2 separate regions of the Mus musculus genome follow, and region 2 is linked to region 1. A link is a contact called in ENCODE Hi-C or POLR2A ChIA-PET data. All regions are on one chromosome and are shown on one strand. Each heading gives the region's core, a stretch centred on a gene start or an enhancer-like site at or near the end of the contact. The rest is flanking DNA. Distances are from core to core; before and after follow the strand shown. Region 1 holds the start of Akr1b3 (aldo-keto reductase family 1, member B3 (aldose reductase)). Region 2 holds the start of Akr1b8 (aldo-keto reductase family 1, member B8).

What was found. Hi-C counts contacts between places; a loop is a spot of excess contacts on that map. ChIA-PET counts read pairs that join two places held with the same protein, here RNA polymerase II (POLR2A).
Region 2: POLR2A ChIA-PET joins it to region 1 with 72 read pairs in Patski. The contact joins the promoter of Akr1b8 here to the promoter of Akr1b3 in region 1. A Hi-C loop is called at or near these places in 5 of 37 maps with a recorded cell type or tissue (CH12.LX, gastrocnemius, heart and 1 more). POLR2A ChIA-PET finds 5 or more read pairs at or near these places in 4 of 5 experiments (Patski and embryonic stem cell).

Annotation. Positions count from the first base shown.
Region 1 is chr6:34,315,377-34,319,134 of GRCm38, forward strand. It overlaps Akr1b3 (aldo-keto reductase family 1, member B3 (aldose reductase)), which reads right to left and starts at 2,113. Exons shown (of 10, transcript NM_009658.3): 1 at 1,964-2,113. The coding sequence starts at 2,029.
Region 2 is chr6:34,352,454-34,356,211 of GRCm38, forward strand. Akr1b8 (aldo-keto reductase family 1, member B8) reads left to right here and starts at 1,693. Exons shown (of 10, transcript NM_008012.2): 1 at 1,693-1,843. The coding sequence starts at 1,778.

The DNA.
Region 1 (3,758 bases), core at 863-3,362:
GTAGAAGAGGCAATGGCCAGGTCCTCTGAAGATTTTCAACCAGGTCAAAACACTATCAGTAAAAGGACCTGATCTCTATCCGGTCAGCTCTGCCTCAAAGGCCTCCTGACCATACAACACTTAAAACAGTATTTTAATACAATACTTACTGTATATTTAGCGTGCATTTAGGATCCCGAGGGCAGGCAAGCTAGCCAGGAAGAAACTCGATGCAAGGAAAAGTGCCTCCTAACTGCCTGAAATCCTCACCTTCCAGGAGAAACGGACTCCCTCAAGCGAAGAGTGGATCATACAGACTGTCAGAGTCCTGTTGTGATTTGTGGGGTACCACATAGACACAGATGTGGTTCCATGAGAACAAGAAACCGCATCCACACACCCTCTGTGACCATCACAGTGACTATACTATACTGTGTCATCACATATGCAAGGAAGGGAAATCTGGAAGTCTGGACTGTCCTCATGTCCATTGCTACCCTTTGTCCCTCCACACTCTCTACCCCAACCTCCCCGGGCCCCGAGACACAGGCGGACATTTTCTTCACCTCCACCTAACTCAACATGACTTTTGGATCCATTCTGAGATCCAGGCACAGTGGGAAGTAACAGAAATGTCTGAGAAGAAACCAAAACGATCTATACATACAAATGTATGTTATTTTAAACAAACACCCAGCTCTCTGAGGCTGTCACATGCGCTCTAGCCACTGGCTTATGAATGCTTACTCCTTATTTATCTCAGAACTGATCTCAAAATGCTGGCCCATGAGACGATTTTTCTAAAGCGATGAGCTTGGTTTTTGGAGAAATGGGACAGAATTAAAGTATCATCATCCTACCCATAATTTGGGTCATGTATTATAAAACTACTGTAGTTACATGTGCCTGTGTGTGCTGTGTCCAGTAGCTGTGTTTGCTATGGCAGGGAAACCGTCTTTCTTATCATTCCACCACACCGAATTCAACCTGGTATCACGGTTGTAATTCAATCATACCTTTGCAGTCACCAAGGACCCTCTGTAAGGAAACAAAAGCCGCACTTGCTAATCTACTGGCTTAGATACACGTTCTGAGAAAGACAAGTCTATGACCTGTTTCTTATTCTCCATTTGCATTACCCGTTGTTTTAACTGTAGTTTGGGTAGAAACAGACTCTGTCTGGTTTCAAACCATTTAAATTCAACCCTACCTGATTTTCTCTTACCTTCACTGTGTCTAAGTGCCCAGGTCCACCATACTCAAGGTTCTTAAAGATCGAGGTCACAGCATCGGTCTATAATATATAATACAACTACCCTGCAAGTAGCTTAAGAGCTAGGTTTTTCTGCTTCAGCAATAACACCAAAAATTGGTTCCTTAGTTGCCAAATAATCAAATCAGTTATAATTTTTGGTTTTTAAATATCGGTTCTTTCTTTTTGTATTTCACTATGATGTATCTGGCCCTCTTCTCAACTCTGCTGTGTTGTGTTGAGGTTTTGGGGATATCTCGCCTGAAGTCTTCTTATTAGTGGGTGGCACCCAGCAACGCGGAAGTCAGATTAATTCTCCAGGAGTTCCGCACCCATTAAGAACTGCACTCAGAGACTTAGAGGACAGAGAAACAAGCTGGTTCCTGGCAAGCTCTCGCCTGCTAATTTAATTATCTCAGGCCCATTGGCCCAAGTGGCTCATTCCCGAGAGGGCAACATCTGCGCCAAGTGAGGTCAATTCACTCGTGAGGCTGGGGCGCCACAGGTGCCAGATGACAAATCTAGGGCTCTGCTTCAATCCCTCTCACCCGGGTCACCGTGGGTGTGTCTCCACCTGGGGCGCCCACGCGGACTCGAGCGCTGCTCGCCCGAAGCCCCACACGCCGGGCCGCAGCCAGATACGCTCACAGGCCCCGCCACGCGAGCCCCGCTCCGCGCAGGCCGCTCAGGGTCACCCAGCGGGCGGCGGGTCGCACCCTGATGCATGCCTACCTTCCAGGTGCCCAGGCCCAGGGTGGGCATCTTGGTGCCGTTGTTGAGTTCCAGATGGCTGGCCATGATCGCTGCACGTTACAAACCCGGACCGGCAAATGTGCAGCGCTGGCTCGGGCGCGCACCTTTAAATAGCCCCAACGGCCTGTAGAAAGAACGCCTGCCATTGGTTGCACGGCTGAGAGACGGATCCTTCTGATTGGTCGATGCCGCGGTTCTGAAGGGGTCGGCGAGGATGCTTCTTTCCCTAGGTCCTAGCGGCACGGAATTCTCCAGCTGCTCTGCTTGCGCCCCACGTGGCAGTGTTTGCCCGCTGTTGTAGCACCAGACGGAAAGCTCTGAAAATAACCAGCAGACTAGAGATAAGGAGACTGGGGAGAAGTTTTGGTTTCGTTTTCGAGCCCAGAAGAAGACGTCTGTGTCTTTTCTAATCTCAGAATGACACTCTTCTGGAATCTTACACATCTTGCTTTGAATCTGATGGAGCAGATAGGCGTCAGGTGTATTTAAGAGCGTTCCCCCCCCCCCTTAGATTAAAAGTTAAATTTCAGGTGTACTTAAGCACTCCCATCCCCGCTATTAAAATGATTGCAACCGGTTTTGCAGAGAACTACGAAATACCCGTTTGTAGTACCTTTCTACCACTACCGGTGTCTGAACATGTTTAGTCTGGTTCAACAAGACTTGATGCAAAAATCCATAACCGTTAAGCTATGATCTCCCATAAGTTTCATCTCTGGATCACACATAAGTGATTTTGGAAAGTAAGACTCTTAAGCGGAAGGTTCCAGTATAATAAGTTGGCTAAACTCTGGAGGAAAAGTGAAAAGTCAGAGAACAAAAAAGTGAACAATCCCATAGTAGGAAAAGTCCATTCTCATACAGCAATGATTCCATGTTAGGGGGTACGAAATAAATCAGTTGTATTAGGTAGAAAAACAAAAGACTTTTCCTAAAATAATCTGAGTTGCCCCAAGAACTATGACGGCAATTTTGGCACTCGTCCAACACCCCTCTGAGTGATGGTCTGTTTCATTCCAGTCTCCTTCTGCTGGGTCATGCTCCAGTTGCCCCCTGATTACGCAACAGGGACAACTGCATCTGCAAGGTAATGAGTCAGGAACCCCACCTCTCTAAATCCCATTCTGGTGATTTTCCAGTCGGTGCCCTCTTAAAAAGTGGCACTTCTCCACTCCCACCCCAGGGAAAATTTATAAAGAACAGATATTTTCCACTTGAGTTTTATTAACAAAACCAATCCCCACAACTGGTGGCATGTGGAAATTCTGGTGTACTTTTTCTCTAATTAATAGTATTTGAATTTGAGTCTAGTTCTGGGGATTTGGTTTGTGTAAGATAACAGGTGACCTGACGCCCACCACTTGTCCTCTGTGAAATCCCTCTTGGCATAGAGACTTCTCTGCCTTTTGAACCTCCTGGGTCCAAACACAAAGAGCTGATTGATGTCTTGTGAAGTGATGCTCTTGCTCTGTGTGGCAGCTCACATCTCTTTACTTGACATTAAGAAAATAAAGGGGAAAGGACCGAGATGTTGTAGTCAACCTGGTTGCTAAACGAGATCCTTTCTCAAAAGATAAAAGAGGCCTTACCACCACCACCGAAGTGTGCGTCTTTACTGACAGGTGGCATCACAGAGGAGTCATCACCAGCTAGGGAAATGCACTACGTAGCAAAAGCTTTGTTATTGCAAAATAAACTAAGTATGTTTGACCCTCTAAAACACAGTATTTTGCCTGGGCCAGTCAAATGTAGAAAGGCACACCTGTGGAATTCT
Region 2 (3,758 bases), core at 443-2,942, 37 kb after region 1:
ACTTTAACAGTGCTGACTGTAAATATTTCTAATCAGCCTGTGAACCCCTTCAGTCAGTTTCCCCAGACATTTCAGTTCCTCTCTCTGTGCTGTTCTGGAGACACACTGAAGGTGGCTTAGGCATACACCTGGCTACCTGCCACTGTCCCTGGGCATCTGTGGGTCAGGGCTTCCATCCTGAGCTTGCTATTTCTGCCCTAGGCTCACCTTGGAGACCAGAGCTCCTATGATCTGGGACTTCTTGAATCAGTGAGGTATTCCAGTTACACCCCAAGGTTATTGCTGATAAGTATTTCAATATTGGAAAATGATAATTTTTATTCTCTTATAACTCCCGTAAAATCTTTTGTTTACTCTGATTTTTCTGGTTTTTCTTTCTAGAGGACATGCATTAGTTTTATAATATCAATAAAGTAAAAGTCAAGAACATTTACATATGATTCTTGAAAAACTATAAACATGGAGGTGAGAATGTATTATTCTATAAATGACTGAAAATTGCCATTTTGAAAAAAAATCAATTTTGACCTATACCTTGTGTGATAAACTGAAATAAACTTCATTTGAGTCTATATTCCTACTTCTAAAGATCTATCCCCAGGGAATGAGGCCCAATGCTTCACTGCAATGATATTTCTTGAAATATTATTTATACACAATAGAAACCAGCTGGAAATCAGCAAGAGACCTAAGAATAGTGGAAATGGTAGAATAAATTACCATAAAATAGAATGCAACGTTAAAATGTTTAACATAAAGGCAATTTTGAAATGACTCACTATAAACGTGTAGAAAAGCTAGCCTTGTGGTGTCAGCTTTGGAAAATGTGGTGCGGTGCATAGAAGCTGACACAGGCTGAGAAGAGCCCAGGAAACTGCACCGGGCAATGGCATCCGAGTGACAGAAAAGGATGTTTATGCTCGCATCTTTCTTTTTCATGCTGTCCTTAGTGAAACAGAATATAATCACAAAAGTCTGGTTTTTAAATGTAAGCAAAAAAAATGTAAAAGCTCACTATAATTATACAGTTAGACAACTTGTCAAATTTCAAATTCAGAGAGAGGGGGGATAGAGAGAGAGAGAGGGAGAGGGAGAGAGAAAGAATATTATCAAAGAAAGGTCTTAGTGGTTAACAGGGGAAATTTGCTTTTCACAATCTTCCATCAATTAGATGAGTAAAACTTAAACAAACAAACAAACAAAAAGAGGGTCAGAAAACACTCTCTCCTCTCCCGTTCCCTCCCCTCTCTCCCCTCCCCCCTCCTCTGCAAGCGCCCCTGTCATTGATCTTTTGTGATCAGCAACAGTTAGCTCAAAATAATTTATGCAGCCTCCCATTTTGCCTCTGAAAACTTTTACTTGCCTCAACCTCATGGAATACCTACAGGCTCCACCGTTCTCCACACACTGTGGAAACCCATACATATTCTCCACACACTGTGGAAACCCAAACATAGCTAGCAATATAGCTCGAAGGATCTTTCACCCCATGCGCCTAAGGCTCATACACCTCTAAGTAGCTCTACAAAGTAATTTATATTCTGCATCAGGGAGATTTCCCTCTGGTTTATGACTAATCTTTACTCACACTCTTAAAAGCTTACAAAAGACTGGGATGAACTTCCGGTTCATTGCGGGAGGGGGGGCGGGGGCGGGAGGGGTCTGGGCGTGGCGCTTGCAGTAAGAGCCGGCCTCTTCATCCAGGACGTTAAAGCCTCCATCTGTCTCATTAACAAGGACACAGACATCTGCTCTCAGCAAGATTTTGGCAGCAACCATGGCCACGTTCGTGGAACTCAGTACCAAAGCCAAGATGCCCATTGTGGGCCTGGGCACCTGGAAGGTGAGTGCGCAGTCTTGGGCACCTGGTCTTGGCATTTCCTCTTCTTTTTATGACATCTACTGGGAGTTTGGAACCCTAGAGACAGAACACAAGTTGGTTTTGCCTTTTGTGCTGTTTCAGACCTCAAAGCTCTGACAGACTTTTTCCAGCAGAGATATCCCTGTGAAGTGTCAGGTTTCAAGTTTTCCCGAACTTGCCAGTTACCCTCTTAACAAGCTTTCTTCTGAACTCATGAGACACTTAAAGTTTTATAAGTTTTGGCTGGTTTGAAGCAGGGCAGTGGTGGTGCATGCCTTTAATCCCAGAAGTTGGGAGGTAGAGGCTGGCGAATTTCTGAATTTGAGGCCAGAGGCCAGCCTGGTCTACAGAGTGAGTTCCAGGACAGCCAGGGCTGAGTTATTCAGTGGCAGGACACCAAAAGCTCCAAATGACCTAGCTCTGTTTGGTGGGGGAAAGACTCTGCAGCTTGTGGCCTGGAAGCCTGGGGGAAAGGTGGAGTCTCAGACCCTAGCACAGGCTACTGGCACCTGCACCTTACCAAGACACTACACCATTTTCTGAGCACATCAAACTAAGCAGGAAGATGACAGAGCCTGAGCTCAGATCCTGCCTGGCAGTGTGCTCTCCTGGAAGAATGCTCCAAGGCCCTTCCCACTTCTGTTGAGACAAGTCTGACATTGTTCCATCTCCTAACTTTGTCCTTGGGTTTATTTCCTTTCGTGATAACAGGACAGTGGTCAGCTAGTTTCCAGGAGCTGTCTCTATTTGATTTCTGGCGACTGGGAGTTACACTTCAGTTTAGGCTGCCCTAGAACTTATTCTATAGCTTGGGTTGGCCTTGAACTTGCAATCCTCCGGCCTCAGCTTCTAGAGGTTATCACAGGTGTGAGCCACCTCCAGGAGGAGTTGTTTTTGGAGTCCGAGTCTCTTGTCCTGGTGGCTTAGCCTCTGTCTCTCGCTTAGCCTCTGTCTCTCGATCTTTGCACTGTCTTTTTCTTCTGATCATGGGACAGAGGTGGGGCCTCTCTTTGATTCAGCACTGGGTTTAAAACCTCGAATTTGCTCCAAATTAGACATTTCACTTTCTACCAAGCTGTCAAGCACTCTGACCAGAAGTAACCCACAGAAATCCAAAGATTAGACCGAGCGCTTGACAAGGGAGTTGTTGTCAAGATAAGGAGGTGGTATCATAGAGGGAGAGTCTGCTCTTATCTGAAGGAATGCTGGCAGGCAAGATTCTATTGGAAGGCCCAGGTACTTCTGAACCGCTAGGGGTCACTTCTGATCCCAGGGAAGCAGGCTATCTCTCTGGAGCTTTTCTGTGTTTGATGCTTAACCAAGATATTTCTAGATTTGGTGAAAGAAGAGTAGTTTTTTGTTCGGCTGGTTGTTTTGGTGATGAAAGGCTTTTTCGTATTTATGTTTTATTTTGGGGACAGCTATGTGCCCCAAGCTAGCCTCAAACTCAAAATCCTCCTGTTTCTCAAATACTGGGACTACATACACGGGCCACCATACCCAGTAGTTTGGCTTTCTGCTTTAAAAAAAAAAGTCGATTGTACTTCATTCCTGAGCACAGCTGCTGTGTGGTCAAGTCTGGATTTACCATAAGACAACCATTCTTCACATTCTTATCACGGTCTGGGGCTGAAGTCCTCTGGGTCACTGCAGAGTTAAGTCTGGCTTTCAGCAACTTGCAGTGGCAGGCATCTGTCACCCCAGAAACAAGAGCTCCTTTAAGACCGGGTACATTAGATGGAAACTGACTTTTATCTCCGATAGAACACGGGACGGGGGAACATTACGGTTTTCTTCTTGTTTTGAAAAGTTTGTTTTCTTCCCCAGTCCCTCACCCGCCAGCATTGCAGGGATTTGGCGAAATTGGGCTGTGTGGAGCCTGTTGAGGAAGGTTTTG